Regions from separate parts of the Homo sapiens genome. Here region 1 is linked to region 2. The links are chromatin loops, found by intact Hi-C in ENCODE. Cell type or tissue: GM12878. All regions are shown on one strand. Links, peaks and the distances in the headings refer to the core of each region. The heading gives the core; the rest is flanking DNA.

Evidence for each region. Hi-C counts contacts between places; a loop is a spot of excess contacts. Peaks named below come from ENCODE experiments on the same cell type or tissue, not always from the same donor. Only the 100,000 strongest peaks of a DNase experiment are listed, where the experiment ranks them.
Region 1: it touches region 2 in a loop (8-fold over the local background); 4 of 110 quality-filtered maps call a loop at or near these places.

Annotation. Positions count from the first base shown.
Region 1 is chr1:172,335,381-172,341,431 of GRCh38, forward strand. The region is part of intron 17 of DNM3 (dynamin 3); the gene reads left to right. Among named protein-coding and RNA genes, the nearest start is that of C1orf105, 82 kb to the right of the region's middle. In GM12878, for the core only: no CTCF peak of the experiment used is centred there; a DNase peak (open chromatin) is centred at 3,166; H3K4me3 peaks cover 543 bases; H3K27ac peaks cover 2,364 bases.
Region 2 is chr1:172,086,761-172,092,811 of GRCh38, forward strand. All of the region lies in intron 12 of DNM3 (dynamin 3), which reads left to right. Among named protein-coding and RNA genes, the nearest start is that of MIR3120, 49 kb to the right of the region's middle. In GM12878, for the core only: a CTCF peak has its summit at 3,653; a DNase peak (open chromatin) is centred at 3,661.

The DNA of each region.
Region 1 (6,051 bases), core at 2,142-4,641, 250 kb after region 2:
CATTTCCAATTCATGTGAAGTGCTGAGAGGGTTATAATTATGATGAATTATAGAAGTATAAAAAAGCATAAAATGTATAATATTATTTATAGAATACAAGACACATGCTTTCATATGTTCATTGCAGCATTATTCACAAATAGAAAGAAGATATGGAATCAACCTAGGTGCCTATCAATGGCATACCACATTTTCTTTGTCCATATATGCCATGGAATACCATGTGGCCATAAAAAAGAGTGACATCATGTCCTTTGCAGCAACATGGATGCAGCTGGAGGCTATCATCCTAATCAAATTAACACAGAAACAGAAAACCAAATACCACATGTTCTCACTTATAAGTGGGAGCTAAACACTGAGTACACATGGATATACAGAAGACAACAGTAGACACTGGGGACTACTGGATAGGGGAGGGAAAGAGGGGACGTGGACTGAAAAATTACTTTTTGGGTACTATGCTCAGTACCTGGGTGACAGGATCATTTGGACCCCAAACCTCAGCATCACATAATATACTCATGTAACAAACCTGCACGTTTACCCCCTGAATCCAAAATAAAAGTTGAAGTCAAAAAGTCAAAAAAAGAAGGGAAAGAGAATACAAATATCACATCTGAGAGTGGTAAACATCCACATTTTAGCTTGAATTTAGCAATGTCTAAAGACATATTTGATTGTCACAGCCGGGTTGGGGGTGCTACTATCTAGTGGGTATAGGCCAGAGATGCTGCTAAACACCCTATAAGGCACAGGACAGCCCCCCACACAAAGAATGATCCGTCTAAAATGTCAGTAGTACTGCTGTTGAGAATCTCCATTTTAGAGAGAAAGAGCATGAAGCTTAGCAAAGTTAGCAAACTGGCCAAAGGTCACACATCTAATAAGTGAACGCATCAGGATTTGATTAAACCCAGGGTTAAGTCTAGCGTTAATGCACTTTCTAATGTTTATACTCAATTTCAACCTAATTTATTATTGTATACAAATTTAGAATAAACATCTTTATGCATAATTTCTCATCTACATTTCTGATTATTTCCTTAGGGTAGATTTATAGAAGAGAAAAGTGTCACAGGAAATACACAATTAAAGGTTTTCTATAATTATAATTTATATATATAAATTTTATAATTTATATATTACATTTTTAAAAATTATTACTACAAATTATAAAGTTTTGATTCATGTCATCAGTTTACTTTCCTTAAATCTAGAGCTGGTTCACATTCCTGATATCTTACCTAATCACAGCCTACAATGTTTTCTTTTACCTTCTTATTTAATCCTTGGCAGTTTGATCGTGTCTTTACCTTTAAAAAAAAAAAAAAAAGTCCCTCCTCTCAGATAGTCTTCTTTAACTGCAACTGCACACCTATTGACTCTAATTAGAGGGATAAGGGAATGCAGAGTTTTAAAGTGCCAGTCAGAGCTCAAATCCCAGCTCTGCTGCTAACTAGTTGGGTGACTTTGTGCAAGTGACTCTGATCCTCTCTCCTCATTCATTAAATGGAGCTTGATGACAATCTACCTCACGAGGACTAAATGAGTTAATATTTGTGAAATATGTAGAATAGTGCAAGGAACAAACTTAATTCTCAAAATGTATTGGCTATCTTCCAATGTATCGGCTATCATTATTTTTTGTACTTGCATGATGTTTTCATCTTTGTCAAAGTGCCTTCTGTGATTCTGGAACCAATAGTTTTTCTGACTCCCAATGTTATCCTCATTCTCCAAATATCACCCCTTTTCCAAGCTTACCATTTACCAAGGACTTTACTATTTAATAAGGCCCTGATAGGCATCATTAGGGCTACCTATTGCTGAGTTATTTATGGCCTGGCTTTTACATTCAGAATTTGTTTGTGGCCTGGCATCTTATTCCAGTCTTCCCTAAACACTGTATTTTCATATACCCTACTACTAAACCAGTTCCACAGAGATTACAGATTACACATCTCAGTCGTTCTCTGCTGTTATATTTTCTTAGATGAACATTCTCTATAGCAGTGCTTCCCAAAGTATGCTCAGACTATTTAAAAAGAAGAGAAGAAGATTCCATTATCCAAAACATTTAAGTTACATTGTGTTCTGCATCTCCCTTCTGGTGATACACAAAGTATATTAGCATTTTAAAGTATTTGAGAAAAACAGGGATAAAGAAACATGTAAAAGTTTTTAACACCGTAATTCCTGAATTTATTTGATCAAATAACACACTTTTTAAGAAAATCACACCTGTCACCATCTTGTAGAATAGTATCAATGTTCAGTTGGGAACACTGTTGAAGAATAGGGAAGAGACCATGAGTGTCCACTAGCTCAAGTTTTCTCAAAGTGGGCCATCTGCCTTGCATCAGACATAGCCAAGTTGCTAATTAAAAATGCAAACTCCTGGGCTAATCCCAAGTCTTCTGAATTGGAATATCTGGGAATATGGCTTGGGAGTATTCATTTTATTTTATTTTATTTTATTTTATTTTTATTTTATTTTATTTTATTTTATTTTATTTTATTTTATTTTATTTTATTTTATTTTATTATTTTGAGACAGAGTCTGGCTTTTGTCCCCTAGGCTGGAGTGCAATGGTGCAATCTTGGCTCACTGCAACCTCCACCTCCCAGGTTCAAGCGATTCTCATGCCTCAGCCTCCCAAGTAGCTGGGACCACAGGCGCCCGCCACCAAGCCCGGCTGATTTTTGTATTTTTAGTAGAGACGGGGTTTCATCATGTTGGCCAGGCTGGTCTCGAACTCCTGACCTGGTGATCCACCTGCCTCAGCCTCCCAAAGTGCTGGGATTACAGGCGTGAGCCACTGCACCCCGCCTGGGAGTATTCATTTTAAACAAACTGCCAGAGTAATTTTGATAACCTCTAAAGTTTTGAAATTACTGTGCTAGGTACTAACAGCAGCCAGAGTGTAAATTACAAAAGCTATGACTATTTTCCTTCCGTTACCATTGAGGAGAATTTTTAAACCCATAGCCTTTGATTTTACTGTGAAGCACATTGATGTAATAGTGAGAATCATGCCCTAAGTCTGGGTTTACCAGAAATTCAGCTTTCGAATCACATCCTTCCCAAGTCCCTGTCAGCTGTGAGCAATAGCAAATCATTTTTCCAGTAGCTTAGGAGCCTGTGAATGGATTCTGTTCACAGCTTTAACACTGATGGTGGGGAGTCATTCCATTTCCTCATTGAAAACGACTGTTGGCAATCCCCAGGCTGGAAGGATGATATAGAGAAGCCTAGTGCATTTCTCTGTGGCACAGGATCAGAGCAGCCACAGCCCACCAGGTGCGCCCTGAGAGCTCATATTAACTCACTCTTTTCTGTATATTTGTTTGTTCAAAGAAGTCATTACCATATCTCTTTGTACTTTTCTGCTAAGTAGCTCTGAAAACTTTCAGGGAGTTTTTCAGATGAACCTAAGTGTATAATCAATCCTTCATTATGGTTTTAAATCCAGAATGAAAGTGCATCTGAACTTGACACACGTAAATAGTAGAAAGTTTGTTTGTGCAGGTGTATAGTTTTAGTTTTCTTTCTTTTAACATTCTTGCTTTTTAGAATTATTCTACTAAATAATATTAACTTGTTCAAAGGTGTATTCACAGTTTCTCTTGATCATGATGTTCATTGACATTTGGTTTTCTAAATAAAAAAGAAAGTTTGATTACTATTGAAGAAAAGTTGGGGGGAACATCTCACTGTGAAATATTTGGTCGTATTTTGATATGTTAAGTTGTTGCTTTTCAATGTGTAAAAAGCTTTTCCTCTTGGGATTATTTTACAGTCTACCTCTAACTAAATTTCATTCCTGACTTCTCAGTGTATTGAATGCTTGCATCTGCCACACTTGGGGGAAGGAAGCACCATGAAAATGCTGTTCTTGAAAATTTTTACCCAACTTCAAACTGTGTTACCTTTTTATTTCTGTTTATTTTCTCACCAATATGTTTCTAGAACATTCACATTAGCTCATATCACCTTAGCAACCTCATCTCTGTCAAACACCTTTGCCCTTGCCCTGGCCTCATTATCAGCATTAGCCAGTCAGTCACCTGTTTGGGAACCAAGGGCTCCTCAAAATCGTGCAGTTTGAAATAGATTTTGTCATGCTATGCTTACGGGCCAAAGCACCCAGAGGTGTAACAAACACTTGGTGTTTAGCTATATTTTAGGGCAACAGATTCCGAATCTTCCCCCAGCTTGGGGATTCAGTGTGTCTGCCTAGATCTTCCTGAGTCACCTCCCAGTTGATATGTGAAAGAAGCCTACAAGCCCACCGTCTTTCATATATCCTCCCTGCTTGTCCTGCCTGTTGGAGTTTGATGTCATTTATTGCTTCTCTCACCTCACATCAGTTCTGTTCAACAATTTTTTATTGAGCACCTGCTAGGTGCTAAGAATAAAAGATTACTAAGTCAGTCATGATTTCTGTTCTTAAGGAGCTCACTATAGAACAGAAGTTTACAATAGAGGGTGATAGAAAGGTGTGCTCAGGGTTCACTGGGTCATAATGCATGACACCTGATTTGTGAGGTCAGGTGTGGTGGGACATATGCCTGGACAATAGGCAAGGAGTCCAATCACTAAAGATAGTATACTTCATCCAGTGCCATCAAGAAGCTATGAAAGGTCAGAGTGGTGTTTTAGATTGTGCAATCTAGCAGCTGTATGAAGAATGGATTTAGTGGGAGCCAGAAGTAGTACTAGTTAAGGAGAGCCAAGGAGAGTCATAGTATTTAAGGAGAGAGGTGGCAAGGACCTGAACCAAGGAGAGTTTTAAGGAATAGATGATGATGCAAATGAAAACTGTGCCCCTTCCCAATCTTTTGGGTTAGATTCCTTCTGGGAATTTAGGATGTAATCAGAATCAGATGTAGGTCAACATATTCCCTTGTATTATAAATGTAGGTTGACAGCCTCTACTCCATGGAAGCAGCACCGCTCTGTCCCCATTGCTGGTCTCAGTTTCTGTTTCCATAGGAGAAGCACTACTTGGTCCGCATAGCTGGTCCTAACTTCAGTTTCTGTCTCCCATACTGGTCCCCTGCCTAGCTCCCACTGGTCTGCTTTACAAGATCACCATTGAGGTTTATGCTGACCATTCTTAGGAGCTTTTCCTGATGGGTCACTGACAAACATGGTGCATTCACTATGAACTTTACGATCTTCATGACACAAAGTGAAGAATAAATTAGAATAAATTGTGTTAAGCACATTTCATTGATTCATGGAGTAGAATTTCCCTTCACTAAATCAATGCAATGAGACATTTCAGTTGGGGAAGGGGGAAGCAGAGACTATGGTGTTTTCTAGATAGACTATGGGGTTTTCAGAATTATGTCATCTGCAAACAGGGACAGTATGACTTCCTCTTCCTATTTGGATATCTTTTATTTCTTTCTCTTGCCTGATAGCTCTGGCCAAGACTTCCAATACTGTGTTGAATAGGAGTTGGGAGAGAGGGCATTCTTGTCTTCTGCTGGTTTTCAGGGAAGTGCTTCCAGCTTTTGTCCATTCAGTATGTTGTTGACTGTGGGTTGGTCAGAGATGGCTCTTATTATTGAAATATGTGCCATCAATGCCTAGTAAACCCCATAGTCTCTGCCCAAAAGCTCCTTGAGCTGATAAGCAACTTCAGCAAAGTTTCAGGATACAAAATCAACATACAAAAATCAGTATTCCCACACCAACAACATCCAAGCCAAGAGCCAAATCAGGAAATCAATCCCATTCACAGCTGCCACAAAAAGAATAAAATACCTAGGAATACAACTAACCAGGGAGGTGAAAGATCTCTACAATGAGAATTACAAAACACTGCTAAAAGGAATCAGAGATGACACAAGAAAATGGAAGCAAATTCCATACTTATGGATAGGAATAATCAATATCATTAAAATGGCCATACTGCCTAAAGCAATTTGTAGACTCAATGCTATTCCTATTAAACTACCAGTAGTATTCTTCACAGAATTGGAAAAATCTAGTATAAAATTCAGATAAACCAAAAATGATCCTGAATAGCCAAGGCC
Region 2 (6,051 bases), core at 2,339-4,838:
TAAACAAGTCTAAAAGAGCTTCTTTACTCTATAGCACTGTTGCACAATAGAAGTTTCTGAGATGATGGAACTATCGTATAATCTGTGCTGTTCAGTACAGAAGCTACTACCTGTATGTGGCTGTTGAGCAGTTGAAATGTGGGTAGAGGTAGAGGCACACTCTGATATTTGCTATGGAATCTACATCTCAAAGGGACTCTCCATTTCCTTAATGCATCTGAGCCCTCTTTGAGTGGCCTTAGTCTGTGTTCCATTCTCTTTTTCATCTTCCTTTCACTTTTCGGCCCACTGCAATCTAGTTTCTACCACTCCACTCCACTGAGACTGCTTTTGTCCAGGACAAAACAGTTAATCCAATGGACAATTCTGAGCCTTTCATTTGACACCACCGTTAATCACTCCTTCTTGAAGAGATCTGTTCCTTTGCTTCAATAACCTTCCACTCTCTCCTGGTTTTCCTCTTTTCACTCTAGCCACTTCTCAGTCTTTAGGAGCTCTTCATCTTCTGATCATGGCTTAAGAACTATTCTTTAATCAATTTTCCACCCTAGACCCCCTTCTTTCTCACTCACTGCATTATTCCTAATGGATCTTACCCACTCCAATGGTTTTAGTTGCCAACTTTATCTGATGACTCCAAATCTAGATCTTCATTTCAAGACTTTTCACTGGACTATGTACCATATTCAGATGTCTATTGGACATCTCTACTTATATATCCTAGAGAAGCCTCAACCTTCTAGTCCCAAACTAAACTCCTCATCTGCTCTTATAATTTTTAACTTCTATGTTGTTCCCACTTTCTGTGGATGGCACCTCCCAGTCCTATTCTTTGCTCCTTGTTCCCCTCATATCTTTGTCTCCATCCATCTTTACCAAGTTCATGTGATTCTATCTCCATAATATTTTTTGAATTCATCTATTTCTTTCTATCATCATTGCCACTACTAAAGTTAGTCTTCTCTTACTTGAGTTACTACAACAGTCTCTCTGTACCCCTGTCATCCTCTTTCTCATTCCTTCTGAGATTCTCTGTTACTTTCAGAATAAAGTCTAAACTTATTAATGTAATTTCCAAGGCTCTCTATAATCTGTATCTTGTTTACCTCTTCAGCCTATTCTATTGTTACTATTCCTTTCTACTCTACTCCCTAAGTCCATGCTGCAGCCAGTCTGACCACTTTGGGATCCCTAACTGTACCATACTTTTGCTTTAACACATGCCTATGATATGCTTCTTCAAATTATTTAGGTTTCCTAGTACAGATGATCATTGATAGTCTGGTTGTAAATAACCCTGGCATCAAAACAGAATTCCATACGTATTTCTTAAGATACTACCATAAACCCTCTGCTAGGTAATGTCAGTGATGAGAGAGGTAGAAATACCAAGATTGATGCTCTTGACTATCAAGGAGCAGGCATTGTTGGAAACCCAACTTACAATCTTGTTTATAAAATACAGGCACAGACCAAGGCTTTGGGAGTGCATGAAAAGGAGAGATAACTGGAGGTTTCTAAAAAGGCATAATTCAGGCATGATGCTTGATTGGAGTTTTAAGACTGGACAGGACTCCAATAGTCAGAGACAGGGGGTCTGGGCTGACTGCTTCCTGTCTTCTCTGCTTGAGTCAATACTATGCATTTCAGGGAACTAATTTGTACTAAAACATTGCCTTGATCATGTCACTTGCTGGCACAGAAACATGGAATGTTTTCTGCTGCCTTCAGAGTAACAGCCAAATTCTCCATAACTGGCCCCAACGTACAGTTATTATACTAGATGGCTTTTAAGATCACTTACAAACCCCAGTCTATGATTGGATAATTCTACCATAATAGTTTTACTCTCCACAACTTCCCCATATGCCTCATCTTTCTACTTCCTGGCTTTGCTAATACCAGTCTATTCTCTTGGAACGTAGTCATTTGTTTTCCTTTATTAAAGTTTATCTTCTTTTCAAGTTTGCTACAAACAGTTCAGATCATATCATCTGAAATTATATTTCTTGTCCCTGAACATTCAGAGAAATTACAATGGTATAGGATTTATTTGATAAATGGTCACACATCATAGACAAGGATAGGACACTGTGCAAAAAAGTTTTGAGCCAAGAGATAACATTAGGGGTTCTCTGATTGTCTTCTAATGTACTCTTATTTTTATAGAAGTTTAAACTTCTTGTTATATACTTTTAGAATCATTATGTCTCAGCATACACCAATTTGGTTCTACGTTTTAGTGTTCTGGCAAAGCCTTCCACAGTGACTTGTGTGTAGTAGGAATTTATATGACAAACGACAAATGTGCGTGCACACACGCACACACATATGAGAAGATATGGGTAATTATATCCCACATTTAAAACAGAAGCACTTTGTTTTTGCTTTCTATTACATCCTCACATGTTTATTAATATGGATTTTATTTTTTATTTGTTATTTTTGTTTTGTGTATGCATATCATTACTTGTACCAGACAAATTGTAGGCTTTTGATAACAAGAACTATACCTTATTCATATTTTTATATGCTACGGAGTTCGTGCCCTATAGTTTTTGATTTATGTTAAACTAAAACACCATACATAGGTATGTTTTATAATATTTCAGAGTTAATTGGTTAAGTAACTATATCCAAGAACATGTCCAAGGGCTCAAGTTAACTTGCAAGTCCTTACAGGTTTTTTAAGGAACATATTTTTAAATAAATGTTTTGAAATACTCTCAGTTCAATTATTATGCAGAAGAATTATGAGAAAGAATGTATTCTAAGCAGGCAGCTTTTTTTGTTGTTGTTGCTTTTGAAGTAACTTCAAGTAGCTAAATACATCATTAGCAACAGAATGTTTAAGTTTATGGGGCCAATTGCTGCAAAAAGATTCTTTAGGTGGAAAATAGAGGCAACTTAGTGTTTTTTCTAACTCTAATATTTGAGATTGGCTTATAAAGTAAATCTACTTTTCCTTTGGCATATTCTTACAAGTGGTAGATCCTAAATATGCATTATTTCACAGATGGAAACTGTCAATGGACATTGTCTTTATCTAGTGTAGCTTATAAGCTTCTGAGAGTAATTTTGCATCTCAAGGAATATTGGACCTAAAAGGAACCTAAGAAACAACTTGTTTAGTCCTCTAGCCCTCCTCTCTGTCTCTGTTTCTGTCTGTCTCCTTTATGACACACATATACACATTTTATAGCTGAGCGACTGAAGTCCATTTTGATCAAACTTTTCACCTAAGGTAGCAAAGGAGTCATTAACGATCTTTGCGGCTTTTGCTTTACATTCAACTTCTTTTCCCTTAAGTGATTTGAAGGGGACTGATACATAATTTTAGGGTCTACAATAATTTGTTCAAAGGAAGCACCTGTGGGTCTATCACAGGTTTTCACCACTAGTCAGTGTTTCAGTGAAAACATTACTCCTAAAACACAATTATGGTGCTTGGAAGAGATAAACATAACCTATGAAGGTGTCATGATCTCATTATAATAGTAGTTTTCTCATGCATTCCTGGAAGAGCAGGAAGCCTGGAGGGTGCTGGAAAAGTGACATTTAATGTGGAAAAAGAAAGTAAGGAGGAGATCCGAAGCCCTTAGGAGAGTGCTACTCAAGACGCTGTGTGCGCCAGGGCATGAGGGCAGCCAGAGGGCGGTGTGGGCACATTGGATCCTGGTTACCTCTTTCACAGCCTCACCTACAAGACCTGAATAATGTAGATTTAGATTGTTCAGAGAAATGGTTAAAGAGGAAATAATTTCATCGTAATTAAGAGGATTAACCATTTAACAGAAAGCTGGAAAAATAAAAAACAAGGAAGGAAGAAGTTGAAATTAGCAAATTTTAAATTGGAAAAAAATATATACACAAAATATTTTTAGCAACCAAATACAGTATGGCCTTTCACCACCCACCCCCTGCCCACCTTCAGTTGAATGCAGTGTTTTTTCATGAGTTTGAGTGAAGGAAAGCAGCTTAAATGTATCAGAGGAGTTTATTAAAAACTTATTTTGATCAGCTGTTCTAAGTGTGGTGTTGATTTCTAACTTGTTACTGCAGCACAACATCCCATCACTTTAAACAGTTGACTGAGAGCTTTAGTCTCCCTTTTCTCTATTTTAGACCATTTCATTGATCTCCAAAACAGCTTCCATAAACTATTAAACAATCTGTAAGAATACTGAGTATTGCTGATCTTCCCAGAATAACCAAAATGAGTTGTGTTTCTTATATTGATACGTGTTTATTCATGGATCCACCAAAAGAAAGCCTTTGTCCTTTTGAGGGATAGAGTAACCTAGTGATGAAACGTGTGGGCTCTGTTGTTAAGTTGTTGGAGTCCTTTCTGGCTTTTAACCCTCTGTGCTTATGTCTAAAATGAGGGTTATAATGGCATCAACTTCATTGGGCTTTTCATCGAACAGATATTTCATGAAACCAACCATGTGCCATGTCCTTTGCAGGCCCTGGGGATATAGCAGTGAACAAAACAGACGCAAACCCCTGCTCATTAGGAGCTTACAGTCTAATGGAAAAGGGCAGACAAACACAAAAAATAAATACACCGTGTAGTGTATCGGAAGGTGAGAAATGCCAGACAGAAAAATCAAACAGGGTAAAGGGGATGATAGTCTTGGAGGAAGGGAGGGATGCGGTTATAAATAGGGTGGTCAGAGTAGTCCTAACTGAAAAGAAGGATTTGAATGAAGACTTGAAAGAGATGTTGGGAACCATGCAGATGAAAGCGGGAAGTACATCCTAGGGAGCTAGCTTGCCTGAAGGCTCTAAATGGGAGTGTATTGGGTGGGTTTGAAAAAGAGCAGATGCCAGTGTGGCTGGAACTCTTCAGGGAACAAGGTGAAGGGTAGGAGGAGATGAGTCAAAGAGGCAGTAGTGGGGGTTGCTTGAGTAGGGCCTTGTAGACCCTTGTATGGACTTTGGTTTTTACCATTAAATGGAATGGTGTTGATGCAGTACACGGTTTCGAGCAGAAGAGTTAACATAGTCCTTCTGAAAGTATCACTCTGGTGTCTGTTAAGAATAGACTTCAGGGAGACAAGTGTGGAAGCAGAGACCAGAGAATAAATGATTACAGTAATCCAGATGAGGGATGGCAGTGTCTTGGACCAAGGTGGGACCAATGGAAGTGATGAAAAGATGGTTAAATGTTAAATTTATTATAAGAAAGTAGTCGACAGCATTTTCTGATGGTCGGATATGGGTTGTGAGAGAAAGAGGAGACAAAGATTTTGGCCAAGGAACTTGAATGTATGGTATAGAATTGCCATTAGTTAAGAGGAGGAAGGAAGACTGTGGGTGGAACAGATTTTAGGGGGGATTTCAGGAGTTTAGTTTTGAAATATTAAGAATGATATGCCCATTAAATACCCAAGTGATGAGGTTAAGTTGTTAAAAACATCAATAAGTCCAGAGTTGGGACTCATACATATTTGGATCTACATGGCAGATCCAAACCAGAGATGCATTAAAGGAGTTGTCAGAATATATTGGAATTCAAAGCAGTGAGACTGGACAATATCACAAAGAGTTTGTGATGCGGAGCCATGCTACTTGGTACTACCACTTATTAGCTGAGTGATTTTGGGAAAGTCACTTAGCTTCTCTCCTCATCTATGAAACAAGAAGAATAATCGTAACTGCTTCATGGGGTTGCTGTGAGAATAAAAATGATTAATATCGATAAAGCACTTAGAACATGGCATATACTCAATAATCATTAACTTAATTTCCATTACAACTCTCCTCTGTACCTGTGAGACACTGCAAATATGTCAACTCGTATGTTATTAATGTTACAATGCAGCTTTTCTTTAAGTGGTGTTATTATATTTTTGGTTTATATGCTACTAGGAGTTATGTGCTATTAGGAGTCCCATTGAGTTGGTTTTGCTTCCAGAATTAAACTGACCTGGAATTTTGGTATTAGGTCTGTCTCCATTGATTTTTTTTTTAAAGCCTGTATAAATTTTAGTATTTGTTACTTGTTTAGGAAAAAATTATATGTGTCTCTTCAGTGCTGCTTTCCTT